3 separate regions of the Homo sapiens genome follow, and regions 2 and 3 are each linked to region 1. A link is an interaction called in ENCODE POLR2A ChIA-PET data of the cell type or tissue named here. Cell type or tissue: OCI-LY7. All regions are shown on one strand. Region 1 overlaps SYT11 (synaptotagmin 11). Region 2 overlaps GON4L (gon-4 like). Region 3 overlaps ARHGEF2 (Rho/Rac guanine nucleotide exchange factor 2).

Region 1 (5,000 bases):
TTAATATTGTCCTCTGCTACACTCTACAAGAACAGCACTCTTGTTCACCAATGTATTGTATCTGTAGTGCCTGGCACATAGTAGACACTCAAATAAATATTTGTTGACTAATAAATGAATGAGAGGCCATTATCCTAAGCACAGGAACAGAAAACCAAGTACTGCATGTTCTTACTAGTAAGAGGGAGCTAAACATTGAGTACTTATGGACACAGAAACGGCAACAATAGAGACTGGGGACTACCAGAAGGGGGAGGGTTTAAAAACTATCGGCCTACACTTTGGGAGGCCAAGGTGGGTGGATCACCTGAGGTCAGGAGTTCAAGACCAGAGAAACCCCGTCTCTACTAAAAATACAAAAATTAGCCGGGCGTAGTGGTGCGGGCCTGTAATCCCAGCTACTTGGGAGGCTGAGGCAGGGAGAATTGCTTGAACCTGGAGGCGGAGGTTGCGGTGAGCCGAGATCGTGCCATTGCGCTCCAGCCTGGGAAACAATTGTGAAACTCCATCTCAAAAAAAAAAAAAAAAAAAATTAGCGGGGTGTGGTGATGCATGCCTGCAATCCCAGCTACTCAGGAGGCTGAGGCACAAGAATCACTTGAACCCAGGAGGCGGAGGTTGCTGTGAGCCAAGATCATGCCACTGCACTCCAGCCTGGGCAACAGAGCAAGACTCTGTCTCCCGGAAAAAAAAAAAAGACCAGCCTTCCCAAGATAGTGAGGGCCACATCTCTACAAAACAAAATTTAAAAATTAGCCAGGTGGCCGGGCACAGTGGCTCAAGCCTGTAATCTCAGCACTTTGGGAGGCCGAGGCAGGTGTGTCACCTGAGGTCAGGAGTTCAAGACCATCCTGGCCAATATGGTGAGACCCTCATCTCTACTAAAAATACAAAAATTAGCCGGGCAAGGTGGTGCGTGCCTGTAATCCCAGCTACTCAGGAGGTTGAGGCACAAGAATTGCTTGAACCTGGGAGGCAGAGTTTATAGTGAGCCGAGATCGTGCCACTGCACTCCAGCCTGGGCAATAGAGTGAGACTCTGTCTCAAGAAAAAAAAAAAAAAAAATTAGCCAGGTATGGTGGTGTGCACCAGTCTCAGTTATGTGGGAGGCTGAGGTAGGAGGATCAATTTAACTCAGGAGGTCGAGACTGTAGTGAGCCATGATTGCGCCACTCTATTCCAGCCTGGGCAATAGAGTGACTGTTTTAAAACAAACAAACGAACAACTGGGTACTATGCTAAGTATCTAGGTGACAGGATCATTAGGATCCCAAATCCCAGCATCACTCAATAAAGCCAGATAACAAAAACCTGCACATGTGTCCCCCCTGAATCTAAAATGAAAGTTGAAAAAAAAAATTATGGCTGGGTGTGGTGGCTCACACCTATAATCCCAACACTTTGGGAGGCTGAGGCGGGTGGATCACGAAGTCAGGAGTTTGAGACCAGCCTGACCAACATGTTGAAATCCTGTCTCTACTAAAAATATAAAAATTAGCCGGGCATGGTGGCGCCCTCCTGTAGTCCCAGCTACTCAGGAGGCTGATGCAGGAGAATCGCTTGAACCTGGAAGGTGGAGTTTGTAGTGAGCCGAGATCACGCCACTGCACTCCAGCCTGGGCAACAGAGCAAGACTCTGTCTCAAAAAAAAAAAAAAAGAAAGAAAGAAAGAAAGAAAATTATTCAAGCCAAACATCAAACATTAACTTTTGCCATTTAATGTTTCACTCAGAAATTAAACTTTCATAACCCAGTGCAAGCTGCATAAAGAAAAAGATAATTTGACTGGGCGCAGTGGCTCACGCCTATAATCCCAGCACTTTGGGAGGCCGAGGTGGGTGGATCACAAGGTCAGGAGATCAAGACCATCTTGGCTAACACAGTGAAACTCCGTCTCTACTAAAAATACAAAACATTAGCCGGGCGTAGTGGCGGGCGCCTGTAGTCCCAGCTACTCAGGAGGCTGAGGCAGGAGAATGGGGTGAACCCGGGAGGCAGAGCTTGCAGTGAGCCAAGATTGCGCCACTGTACTCCAGCCTCGGCGACAAAGCCAGACTCCATCTCAAAAAAAAAAAAAAAAGAAAAGAAAAAGGTAATTTATTAAGCCTTGGAACTGAGAAGGCTCAGATCTGTCTGAAGACACGGCTTCATCTGAGGTCAAAGATGTCATGGAGTCTGATTTCTCTCTCCCCCTGTTTTAGCTGTACTTCTGTGCAGGCTCCATTCTCAGGCTCTCTCCTCTCTGGGGCACAGTGACTACAGAAGCCTCAGCCCCACATCCTCCCATGTTCAGGTCTAGGGAGATCCTTCATAGCTCCTGACAGGCCTTGAGGCCGGGTGCGGTGGCTCACGCCTGTAATCCCAGCACTTTGGGAGGCTAAGGCAGAAGGATAACTTGAGGCCGGGAGTTTCAGGCCAGCCTGGCCAATATGGTGAGACCCCCATCTCTACTAAAAATACAAATATTAGCCAAACTTGGTGGCACGCACCTGTAGTCCCAGCTGCTTGAGGTCGCTGGAACCCAGGAGGCGGATGTTACAGTGAGCCGAGATTGAGCCACTGCACTCCAGCCTGGGCAACAGAGCGAGACTGTCTAAAAAAAAAAAAAAAAAAAAAAAAAAGTAAATGAATGAATGAGGGAACAGAATTGGCCTGTCTCAGGATTGCTTTTTGGGATAAATATTTCCAATTAAAGGGGCAGATTGATTCTCAGCACTACGAACCATCATCTCTCCCTCTGGTAGTGATGGTCTCAGAAATTACATTTCAAGAGGAAAACAGAAAGACCAGAAGTCCTAACTACAGCAAGCAGCAAACCAACTCACTTGTCAAATGAGAGTATCTAGGATGGGAGCCTGGAATCTGCATTTTTAAACAAGTGCCTCAGATGATTCTGAATCAAGTGGTCTGGGGACCACAGTTTGGAAAACACACCCTAGAACATCCTTTTGGAGTCTGAGTGTTAACCTCACTGAGAGTCCTCCAGCTTTCCAGAGAATCAGGCTGACATCACTGTGCCTATGTAATGTGAATCAGTCTTTATTTTGCACTTGTGTGGTGCATTAACAAATTCAACATACAAGATAGCATTACATATTGTAGATTAGCATTACAGCATTATGCAATTTCACACAATTCATGTTAGCTTTTTCAGTTTTCTTTTTTTTTCAAAATTTGACACATTTATTTTATTTTTGAGTTTCATTTTTACAAGAGAAGACACAAGGTAAAGAAAGACAACCACTTTGGAGAGGGATCATGGTGAGGGCAATGTCACTGTCATGGCCATAGTACAAGCCTTCCAAGAAAAGGGACCTGCGTTATTCCCTCTCCTGAGCAAGCTGCCCCTGTCCCACAAACCAGTTCTATCTGTTTTCACATCTAGAGCACTGTCCATAAACATGTCCATCTTGGCTGTGCTCCAGTGAGATGAACTGAAAGAAGGAATAACTCATAAAGGGACCTTTGTTATTAAGAAAAATTCTTGTCTTCCCAAAGGAATCAAGATCTCTTCAGAGAAGGAGCAACTGTTGGAAAATCAGAAGTGACCATTCCCTAACCTATTCCTGACCACGAATGCCTTGTGCAAAAGCTAAGATGTGACTCTCTTGTCTTTCTTTCAACTGACTCTTAGGAGAAGGCATTCCTCCTCCACTCTTATCAGTTAGCTCTGGAAAGAACAAATGTGAAAGCCAAAGTCAGCTAAGAAACTTTGAGACGGCAAAGTCAAGGGCACGATGGATCAGGCCTGAGGTAGGAGGGAGGAGCCCTGCACTGTCCGCCTCTTTGCCTTTTTCTGGCAAAGACACTGAGGCAGTTCCTAGGCTACAGAACAACTGGTTCCTCCCCTGTCACCTCAGCACCCACTGCTCAGTAGACCCAAAGATGCAAGGAATAAAGCTACAAGGAAATGGGGAAGAGAGAGGAGAGTGGGGTGAGGCTGTTTTCCCAGACGTTTGTCAGGAGGAGCTACAGAGGCACACACAGCAGGGCAAAGACCAGACTATCTCCACCTGTTGTTTTGCATTGTTTCTGGGAAGGAAACAAAAGCGGGTTTGCTCAGCGATTTCTGATCTTTAGACATTAAGGCGATGAAGAGGAACCATTTAAATTTTTTCCTAATGGGGCTTCAGAATGCTCCTGTCAGATTTACATTAAACTATCTCAAAATGCATTTTTAGAAAACAAAAATTATTTTCTTCTACTTATGATACAGTATTTACATTTCATGGGGTATAGGACAGAGACTAGTGGTATGACCCCAACTGATGGTGAAGTTGTGAGTCAGATTATGGGGGGTGGGGGTTGGCAGGGACAAGAACAGAGAGTAGGCTTTGTGACTGCTCAGAATTGCTCTGCATTGTCAAGAACATGGGCTGAAATCAAACAAAAGGTTTAGGGGGAGCAGAATGGTTTTAAATCCACAAAAGCTGAGGGAACACTGAAAGCAAGATCACCCCCCCGTCCATAGAGACTCAGCTTTCCGACTCCCTTCGCCAAAGCAAGGTTAAAAGTGATGTTCTTCTATGGAAGTGAACACTTCAGTCTCAACTAACCTTTCACGCCCTGGATCAAGCTGTTAAGCAACAGCTTGACTGAGTTCCTCCTCAGGTGGGCAAAAATATCTACTGCCTATCCAAGTTTACCTAGTTTATTTTAATTAATTAATTAATTAATTTTTGAGACAGGATCTCACTCTGTTACCCAGCCCAGAGTGCAGTGGCATGATCATGGCTCACTGCAGCCTCTACCTCTGGGCTCAAATGATCCTCCCACCTCAGCCTCCTGAATAGCTGGGACCACAGGCGTGCAGCACCACACCTAGTTAATTTTTTGTATTTTTGATAGAGATGGAGTTTCGTCATGTAGCCCAGGCTGGTCTTGAACTCCTGGGCTCAAGCGATCTTTCCACCTCGGCCTCCCAAAATACTGGGATTACAGGCGTGAGCCACTGCGCCCGGCCCCAAGTTTACCTATTATCCATGGAGTCTGTGCCATCT
Region 2 (5,000 bases), 51 kb after region 1:
GACTCTGACATCCCAGAGTCAGCACAAAGGAATACCTCTCAAAATAACAAAAGCCTGCCTTACATGGAATAGAAACAACTGCCCAAATTGCCAAAACAGGGACTACAAACATGACAACTGGATAAACATAAGTGTGCATTTAGGCACTAAGAGCAGAAAAGTAAAATGACTGGTCATTAGAAGCTAAAGAGAAAAGGTCTGAGAGAGAAGGTGACAAAGTAAATTACAAAGGACGTGGATGTCCAGGTGTGCTTCTGTCTGGGGCACCCAGATGATGGGGGACAACGAACTGACTAACAACCCAGAGACACTATTCCCCATTTCCTGATTGATTTGAAAAGGTAAAGGGAGAGGAGAGTGAAAGAGAAAGTAAATCAGTTAAAGAACACCACATCGGCCAGGCGTGGTGGCTCACGCCTATAATCCCAGCAGTCTGGGAGGCCGAGGCGGGGGGATCACGAGGTCAGGAGTTCAAGACCAACCTGGCCAATGTGGTGAAACCCTGTCTCTACTAAAAATACAAAAATTAGCTGGGTGTGGTGGCAGGCACCTGTCATCCCAGCTACTCGGGAGGCTGAAAGCAGGAGAATCGCTTGAACCCGGGAGGCGAGGTTGCAGTGAGCCGAGATTGTGCCACTGCACTCCACCCTGGGTGACAGAGCAAGATGTCGTCTCAAAAAAAAAAAAAAAAAACGAAAACAAAACACACATTGAGGGGGAACAAAGGGGACACTCATCTTTTCGTGGAGGCCAAATGGTGCCAGTCAGTCTTTGGGTTCAAGCAATTCTCATGCCTCAGCCTCCCAAGTACCTGGGACTACAGGCGTGCACCACCATGGCTGGCTAATTTTTTGTATTTTTAGTAGAGCCGGGGTTTTGCTCTGTTGCCCAGGCTAGTATCGAACTCCTGAGCTCAGGCAATCCACCTGCCTTGGCCTCCCAAAGTGCTAGGATTACAGGCGTGAGCCACGGTGCTCAACCCAATCAGTCTTAATTTAGGGTCTGGCTAAAGGTCTCCCTCAGTTCCTTTTGGCTTATTATTGGTCTCTTCATGGTCACCAAGGAATGACGCAGGTGAACCCCAAATTGGGGCTCAGCCCAGGAGCATTCTTGGCTTCGCACTGGAAGGAATCATGAATGGGCCAACAGTGAATTGAAAGTAAGTTTATTAGAGCAACAGAGGAAGGGAAATGGCTGCTCTGTAAGAGAAGCAGCCGCAGCAGCAGACCTGCGGATTGCTGGCTAGCTGTATGTATACAAAGACAACATGGAAAAAAAATGAAACGGTGCCAAATGCCAAAATACCCAGAGTATCCAGGCATCAGCCCATGAGGGTCCCCATACCAAATGACGAAAATCCCAGAGCACCTAGGGGGTGGCCAACAGTGACCCTCAAAAGCATGAGACCTGTATAGCCATATATATATGGGTATACTTTGATTATATGCTAAAATAAGGGGCAGATTTTTTTTTTTTTTTAATTGATCATTCTTGGGTGTTTCTCGCAGAGGGGGATTTGGCAGGGTCATAGGACAATAGTGGAGGGAAGGTCAGCAGATAAACAAGTGAACAAAGGTCTCTGGTTTTCCTAGGCAGAGGACCCTGCGGCCTTCCGCAGTGTTTGTGTCCCTGGGTCCTTGAGATTAGGGAGTGGTGATGACTTAACGAGCATGCTGCCTTCAAGCATCTGTTTAACAAAGCACATCTTGCACCGCCCTTAATCCATTTAACCCTGAGTGGACACAGCACATGTTTCAGAGAGCACAGGGTTGGGGGTAAGGTCACAGATCAACAGGATAAGAATTTTTCTTAGTACAGAACAAAATGAAAAGTCTCCCATGTCTACCTATTTCTACACAGACACGGCAACCATCCAATTTCTCAATCTTTTCCCCACCTTTCCCCCCTTTGTATTACACAAAACCGCCATTGTCATCATGGCCCGTTCTCAATGAGCTGTTGGGTACACCTCCCAGACGGGGTGGTGGCCGGGCAGAGGGGCTCCTCACTTCCCAGTAGGGGCGGCTGGGCAGAGGCGCCCCTCACCTCCCGGACGGGGCGGCTGGCTGGGCAGAGGGGCTCCTCACTTCCCAGTAGGGGCAGCTGGGCAGAGGCGAAGGGGCGGATTTTTAATGGATTTTCTGGAAAAGGGGCGAGGACTTCCCGGAACTGAGAGTCCCTCCCCTTTTAAACCATATAAGGTAACATCTGGGGGTTGCCATGGCATTTGTAAACTGTCATGGTGCTGGTAGGAGGTTCTTTTAGCATGCAGATAAAAGGAGGGCAACAGGAGGTGGCTTTCATCACCATCTTGCTTTTAGCTGGTTTTGGCCAGTTTCTTTGATCAGCTCCTGTTTTGTTCAGCGGGGTCTTTCGAACAGTGCTTGGAAAACAAGTCCTGCTGATCTCCTACCTCAAATGGAATGTGAGGTGACAATAGGGCCAGCAAGCAAAAATAGAAATCTGAGATTGAAGTTTAGTAAGAGGCAAGGACTAGAAATGTTCAGTGTTAGTCATGGTTCTTCTCCATGGAAACAGACATGGAGGGGGAAGAGCAGTGGATTGAAGACAACCTTGCCTTGAGGAAGAAGATAACAGAGAAGGAACAACTGGAGAAGTAATAGTAAAAGTGAAAAGAGGAAGGAGAGCTTTAAGAACAAGGTACTTTAAAATGTAAATTTAAAATTTAGTAGCAAAGGAGGGATAAGGATAATACCTGAGAAAAAGGTTACATTTGAAGATTGATGATCTTGGAGAGTAGATTCAGGAGTTTGTTGGGGAAAGGACATTATATGAAGCAGTTAAAGAGGAAGGAATGGGGCTGGGAACAGTGGCTCACACCTGTAATCCCAACACTTTGGAAGGCCAAGGTGTGAGGATCTTGTGGCCAGGAGTTCAAGAACAGCCTGGGCAAGATAGCTAGGTTCCATCTCTACAGAAAATTTTAAAAATTAGCCAAGTGTGGTAGTGCATCCCTGTAGTCCTAGCTACTCAGGAGTAGCTAGGGGGATAGCTTGAGCCCAGGAGTTCAAGGTTGCAGTGAGCTCTGATCGCACCACTGCATTGCAACCTGGGTGACAGAGCAAGACCTTGTCTGTAAAAAAAAGAAAAAGGAGGAGGAATGAAACCCCAGAGATTTTTCTTTCTTTCCTCTCCCCCATCCCCCTCCTCCCCTCCTCCCTTCCTCCCCTCCTCCTCTCCTCCCCTCTCCTCCCCACTCTCCTCTTCCCTCTTATCCCCTTCCCTCACCTCCCCTCCCCTTCCTTCCCTTTTTTTTTTTTTTTTTTTTTTTTTTTGGAGACAGAGTCTCGCTTTGTTGACCAGGCTGGAGTGCAGTGGTGTGATCTCGGCTCACTGCAAGCTCCACCTCCCGGGTTCACGCCATTCTTCTGCCTCAGCCTCCCGAGTAGCTGGGACTACAGGCACCTGCCATCATGCCTGGCTAATTTTTTGTATTTTTAGTAGAGATGGGGTTTCCCCGTAGCCAGGATGGTCTTGATCTCCTGACCTTGTGATCTGCCCGCCTCGGCCTCCCAAAATGCTGGGATCACAGGTGTGAGCCACCATGCCTGGCCTTCCTTCCTTTTTTTGCAGTGGGAGAATGGGTGAGAAATAGCTAGAGAAGGCAGCGAGATTATTGCATATTTTTTCAAGATAAGTTGTCAGAAGGAACTGGAGGAAATTATAAGATTAAAATGCTAGAGAAGGAATGGATAAATAACTATGGGTTCATAGTCACTCAGTTATTGATAAGTGTAATTAAGAGATTTTAAAAATCAGTTCACAGATATCCGGATTTAAATAAACATTTATTGTTTAGTATTATCTGTGATATCACTCCCCTTCATTAATCTGGAGAACTGAAAATTGATTATACTACTTTGCACTTTAATTAGTTGTATATACAAGTAATAGCAATAAAAGTACACTATGAGTGTCTCTCCAGAATTTTTCTTCAAGTAACTTTTTTTTTTTTTTTTTTTGCCAATCAGATAATGTAACACAAAACAGAGAGGAAGAAAGAAAGATTGACAATTCACATATATCTACTTTGGAAAATATTGAAAACTTTAAAGGAGAAAATAAAAATCACCCGTAGCCCTGCTGTTTAGTATGTGTTTTTGTTGTTTTACTTTCTTTTAAGTAACATTTTAGTTTTCTGATTATGAAAGCAGCAGCATCATATACACTGTAGAAAAAATGAAAATACATAGAAAGATAGTTGGATTATTTTCAAGTATTGACATTTTGTTACAATTGATACCTTTTTGTTGTTGTTATTGTTTGTTTGTTTGTTTGTTTTTGAGACAGAGTCTCGCTCTGTCACCCAGGCTGGAGTGCAGTGGCATGATCTTGGCTCACCACAACCTCCACTTCCTAGGTTCAAGCAATTCTCCTGCCTCAGCCTCCCGAGTAGCTGGGATTACAGGCGCCTGCCACCACACCTGGCTAATTTTTGTATTTTCAGTAGAGGTGGGGTTTCCCCATGTTGGTCAGGCTGGTCTTGAACTCCTGACCTTGTGATCCACCTGCCTCGGCCTCCCAAAGTGCTGGGATTACGGTGTGAGCCACTGCGCTAGGCGCACCTTGCCGGGCAATACATTGTTAAATCATGTTTCTTTTTTCTTTTTTTTTCTTTCTTTTTTTTTTTTTTTTTTTTTTTGAGACGGAGTCTTGCTTTGTTGCCCAGGTTGGAGTGGAGTGTAGTGGCGTGATCTTAGCTCACTGCAACCTCCACCTCCCGGGCTCAGGTGATTCTCTTGCCTCAGCCTCCCGAGTAGCTGGGATTACAGGCATGTGCCACTGCGCCTGGCTAAGTTTTGTATTTTTAGTAGAGATAGGGTTTCGCCATGTTGGCCAGGCTGGTCTTGAACTCCTGATCTCAAGTGATCCACCCACCTCGGCCTTCCAAAGTGTTGGGATTACAGGCTGGAGTGCAGTGGTGTGATTTCGGCTCACTGCAAGCTCCGCCTCCTGGGTTTGCATTGTCCAGCCTAAAT
Region 3 (5,000 bases), 85 kb before region 1:
GAAGGTTCTAAAGCTCTGATAAGGAAGGAAGAGGGTTTCCAGAATAGGGGCCAGGGTGCTACTGAGACCCCATGTCTTGGTGTCCATACATCCTTCCTTGCTTCTTTGCTTCCTTCCTTTTCTTTCATTTTGAGACATGTATTGGGTGCCTATTGTATACCAGGTATTGTGCTAAGGGCTTTCATATTCTTTATTTATCCTTGATGTAGCAGTAGTGTGGATGAAGGTGTGTAGCAAGAAGAACTTCCCATGGGATTTGTGAGAAAGAGACAGAATGACTCTAGGTCTGAGCGTGGTGGCTCACACCTATAATTCTAGCACTTTGGGGAGGCTGGGGCAGGAGGATCACTTGATCCTAGGAGTTCGAGACCAGCCTGGGCAACATAGCAAGACGCTGTCTCTACAAAAAAAATTTAAAAATTAGGTGAGCATCATGATGCATGCCTGTGGTCCCAGCTATTTGGAGGGCTGAGGTGGAAGGATCACTTGAGCCCGGGAGGTCAAGGCTGCGGTGAGCCATGATCATGCCAATGTACTCCAGTCCAGGCAACAGAGTGAGACCCTGTCTCAAAAAAAAAAAGAAAAAAAAAAGTATCTAGATGCTGGAGAGCAAAGGACTGAACCAAGCAGGAAGGGCCTCTGAGCACTGGGGTGGGTGTTATGGATTGTGGAGTAATGGGCCCTTTTTCTTGGTGCATAGGTTGGGTCTTGGAGGTAAAGGGCTGTCCTACTTGGGCGTGGGTAAATGGGAGACCAATGTGATTATCTTAAGAATACCTGGAAAAGAGTAGGACAAAGAACCAAACAAGCCCACTCACTCCACCTCTGGAGCAGGCACCCCTGGTAAGCAGGCCCTATGTCCTTCCATCCTCAGAAGCCTGAGCCCTGGGGCGGGCACAGGCAACCTCCGGGACAATAGCACTAGGCAGTGCCAGGGTCGCTTGCTGCTGGGCAGTGCCCATGCTGGGATGTGCTGCTGCTGTGGCTGCTGCCCGCTGCTGGCCCACCTAGAGCAGGGGTCACTTCGAGAGAGGGTGAGTGTTGGGAGGTGGAGGAGGCAGGGCCCAGAGTACCAGGGCTGTCTGTGGAGCATTGATGCCAGAGAGAGGAAGGGCCACTAGAGACCCTGTTCTCTGGCTGCCCCAGTCTTCTCCCTCCCTTTGCCACTCCATCTGAGCTGGTCAGACAGATGAGTGTTTGTGGATGCCACAGGGGGAGGGTGGAGGGCAAAGGACAGAGGTCAGGTGTGGAAGAGAGTACTCGTAGCAGCACTGGGGCAGAGCTGCAGCACTGCCCATTCTGGAGTGACCCTGGTCCAGCCATGTTGTTTTTTTTAATACTATTTTCAGCTTGCTTGCTTTTACTTATGTGTGTATATATATATATGTATATATTTTTTTTTTTTATAGAGATGGGTCTCGCTGTGTTGCTCAGGTTGTTCTCAAACTCCTGGCCTCAAGCGATCCTCCCACCTCAGCCCCGCAAAGTGCTGGGATTACAGGTGTGAGCCACCTCACCGGCCTCTTGCTTTTAATTCAAATGTAATACATGCTCAAACTTTTGGTTTGAGTTATATAGAAGGCTGGGAGGGCAGGAGAGGAGGAGAAAAGGGAGAGTATATGGCAGTGGGAAGAGATTTTTGGACTTGGTGTTTGAGGTCCTGTGAGGTTATTATTCAAAGGTGAATTTGAACTTCTTTTTTTTTTTTTGAGACATAGTCTCACTCTGTGGCCCAGGCTGGAGTGCAGTGGCCCAATCTCAACCCACCACAACCTCCAACCTCCCCGGTTCAAGCAATTCTCCTGCCTCAGCCTCCCAAGTAGCTGGGATTACAGGTGCCTGCCACTACGCCCAGCTAATTTTTTGTATTTTTAGTAGAGATGGGGTTTCACCATGTTGGTCAGGCTGGTCTCGAACTCCTGACCTCAGGTAATCCACCCGCCTCGACCTCCCAAAGTGCTGGGATTGCAGGTGTGAGCCACTGCACCCAGCCTGAATTTGAACTTCTAAAGAGGTATAATTTGGTGCAAGATAGGTGGAGGTTAGACCAAAGGGAGCATTTTCTAGTGGTCCGGGTAGGTAGGTGCCAGAATAGAAAAAAGGAGGCCAGAACATTTTAGAGGTTTGAGTTAGAGGCTAGAGGCAGCTCAGCTTCCTGAATAAGCCTAGGTAGAGGAGCAGTTGGCCTGCGTGAGGAGGAGGGGAGGAGAGGCTGTGGGCGGGAGAGGAGAACAGTGGCGGAGAAGCAAGGCTGAGAAAGGGAAGGCAGAGCGGGAGGAGCCTAGGAGGGAGACCCTGAGAAGAGAAGGGAGGACATAGAGAGAGCAGGAGACAGGAGGAGGATGCGAAAAATGGATGATTGGGGATGGGGAGGATGCATGAGGGGAGAAGGGATTGACCCCAAGACCTCTGGGCTCTGGACATCATCAGGCAAACCTGGAGCTTGGGAAGAGAGGCAGGAAAGAGAAGGATCTTGGGCCCAGGCACTGCAGCCCCATGCCCTCTGTCCCTGCACTGTTGACTCAGCCCCTCCACACTTCCCCTTTCTTTCTACCATTTTCTGCCCCAAGCACCAGGCCCGTGCATCTCTTCCCCTCCTCCACCTCTCAGCTGCTGGCGTGGCCTCGTGGCCTCGGCTGAGTCAGTACTGGTCTCCTAGAGTCCGGGCTGAGTGCTTCCCGCTGAACTGTAATCCTCTGTCCCCAGTCCAGGTCCTCTGACTTGGGGCTTCTACCCTCAGCCATCTGGATCCTGATTTTTGATTTCTGAGAGCCTGGGAAACCTTGGAGGGAGTGGTCTTCTCAGCTTCTAGTCCTGCTCCAAGAGCGGAGGGAAAATCCAGAGATCAGAGTCACAACTAAGGAAGGTCCTAGAATAGTGGGAAGAGTGATATCCCCCTCTTCTCACCTTCTCAGGCTTTTTGGGAATCACAGGGGCTTGAAGAGGGACAGATTGGAGGTCAGGGAGAATGACTTGACTTGCAGAGGCAGGGGCACTGGGGGAAATGGGAGACAGCAGAGATGGAAAATGCGGCTCAGAGGCTCCGAGGAAGGTGTGCGCCATCTGCGGAGATCAACACTGAAGGATGGAGGGTAGATGTCAGAAAGGACTTCCTAGGATGGGAGAGACCAGTTGGGTAAGGAGCAATAGAGGAAACTCTCCTAGGTTTTAACTCTGGAAAGTAGTATGAGAGGGATAAAAGTTAGACTGCAGGAGAGATTTTCCGCTGGAAGCAACCAAGATGGCTGGCTGAGCTTCCTTACTTAAAGATCCCAGAGTGGAAGAGTGACCCAAAGGCAGCTAGCTGCCTTTGCCTCAAGGTTAGTAGGGGACATGCTGCCTCCCAGACAGGCCCTGTGTGCCGTGGCTGAGGGTTGGTGAAAAGAGTTAGAGGTCTGGGATCCTGACCCCTGGGTTGGGGGTGGCAGGGGAGGCATTCTGCCCCCTTCAGCCAATCTAATAAGGGGATCTCCTGCCCCCCCCACTGTGACTGCCACAGAGACAGCAGATCCAACACTGGTTGTCATGGTTATAAGAGGAGCTAACTCCCATAGATTGGAAAGCGCTGGTGAGCTGGCACCCTCCGCTTCGCCTGCTCTCCCCTCCTCTCTGCGCATCTTCCCCCTAGCACAGAGAAGAGAGTACAGCAGCTCGGGGGTGAGCAGAGCTAGGGCTGGGAAGGTGGAGTGAGGACGCAGAGACCTAGAGCCAGGGAGATGAGTGGCAACAGGAGGCAGCCCAGCCGTAGGGGCCAGGTAGGTCAGGGACCCAGAACCCATCCGGGCTGGCTGCCCCAGAGCCTGGCCTGGTCACTCCCGGACAGCTGCCTCTGACACCCAGTTGCAGGCTCTGCTTTAGGAACTGGTGTCTTTCCAGCATCCTCAGGCTGGCATTTTTTCCTTGCCTCTGCCCCCAGCCTGTCTCTCTGGACTCCAGGCACCCTGGCATTTTCCAGCCTCACTTCCTCTCCCTCTCATCCCTTCCACAGACCCGGGAAAAGGAGAAGATGAAGGAAGCCAAGGATGCCCGCTATACCAATGGGCACCTCTTCACCACCATTTCAGTTTCAGGCATGACCATGTGCTATGCCTGTAACAAGAGCATCACAGCCAAGGAAGCCCTCATCTGCCCAAGTAAGTTGTTTGGACCCTGAGAGTCACCCAGACTCGGTGCCCACTGACCCTGATCTTTTCATCTGTTTTTTCTGCCTGGATCCATGAGGGTCACTCTTCTCTCTGATCCCCAGCTGGGCCCAAATGCCAGGGCCAGTTGCTTGATCCCTTGCTCCCTGTCCTCACTCTGAGGGGTGGTGGCTGTTGGAATATGGCATAAGCCGGACTATCTGGGAATGTGGGGGAGGGGAGGCTGTGCTGGCTCCTCTTGCAGCTGTCATCCACCAGGCACCCCCCTTGCTCCCCGAACAGCTGCTAAGGGTTAGGGGAACTGATTGGAGAAGGAGCAGGAATGTTGTATGTGTGGAGGGGGTGGGGTGGGGGGTGACAGAGGAACTGGGTGGAAAGCTGCCAGCCTTGCAGCTGGCTCTGCCTGTCTTCCTGCGCAGAGCTGGGCATTCAGGACTTCACAGTCCCCTTGCCCCTTTCTTTCTATTGACTATGGGTGGAGCCTGAAATCTCTGCTGTTTCAAGCAGAAGATGTGATTAGGACCCTTCATCTCAAATTTCTAGTGAGAAAGAGGGAATGTAGCAGGGATGTGTGTGTTGAGGGGCAGGGGTTAGAATTCCTGCCCTTCATCCACATCTGAGTGTAGTCCTGTCTTTAGGGAGTATAAGCCAGGAATTCTTTCCTTCCCCAGTACACAGAGGGCTCCTGCTGCCCCCTCTCCCTCAATTCCTCCTGAAGTTATGGCAGAGATGCCTCTGATTAGAGCAGGATTGAAGGTATTGTGACCTGCTACTGAATAGCGGACAAAAGCTCTAGCCTGTAAATCCCTATGAAACTTGGGGAAGGAACCCCCAGAAAGGACCAGTGATGGGCAACCC

What was found. Peaks named below come from ENCODE experiments on the same cell type or tissue, not always from the same donor. Only the 100,000 strongest peaks of a DNase experiment are listed, where the experiment ranks them.
Region 2: POLR2A ChIA-PET joins it to region 1 with 6 read pairs; 5 of 35 experiments call an interaction of 5 or more read pairs at or near these places.
Region 3: POLR2A ChIA-PET joins it to region 1 with 5 read pairs; 8 of 35 experiments call an interaction of 5 or more read pairs at or near these places.

What each region holds. Positions count from the first base shown.
Region 1 is chr1:155,883,215-155,888,214 of GRCh38, reverse strand. SYT11 (synaptotagmin 11) reads right to left here. Exons shown (of 4, transcript NM_152280.5): 4 at 3,016-5,000. Among named protein-coding and RNA genes, the nearest start is that of RIT1, 26 kb to the left of the region's middle. In OCI-LY7, CTCF peaks have their summits at 1,287, 1,488 and 4,805; DNase peaks (open chromatin) are centred at 2,494, 2,844, 4,034 and 4,554; H3K4me3 peaks cover 2,850 bases; H3K27ac peaks cover 3,974 bases.
Region 2 is chr1:155,831,943-155,836,942 of GRCh38, reverse strand. The region is part of intron 2 of GON4L (gon-4 like); the gene reads left to right. Among named protein-coding and RNA genes, the nearest start is that of GON4L, 23 kb to the left of the region's middle. RefSeq lists a silencer at 2,311-2,605. In OCI-LY7, no CTCF peak of the experiment used is centred here; a DNase peak (open chromatin) is centred at 3,042; H3K4me3 peaks cover 748 bases; H3K27ac peaks cover 1,786 bases.
Region 3 is chr1:155,968,289-155,973,288 of GRCh38, reverse strand. It overlaps ARHGEF2 (Rho/Rac guanine nucleotide exchange factor 2), which reads left to right. Exons shown (of 22, transcript NM_001162383.2): 2 at 3,989-4,133. Among named protein-coding and RNA genes, the nearest start is that of ARHGEF2, 7.8 kb to the left of the region's middle. RefSeq lists enhancers at 2,454-2,503, 2,514-2,693, 2,744-2,843 and a silencer at 4,961-5,000. In OCI-LY7, no CTCF peak of the experiment used is centred here; a DNase peak (open chromatin) is centred at 2,588; H3K4me3 peaks cover 1,820 bases; H3K27ac peaks cover 1,984 bases.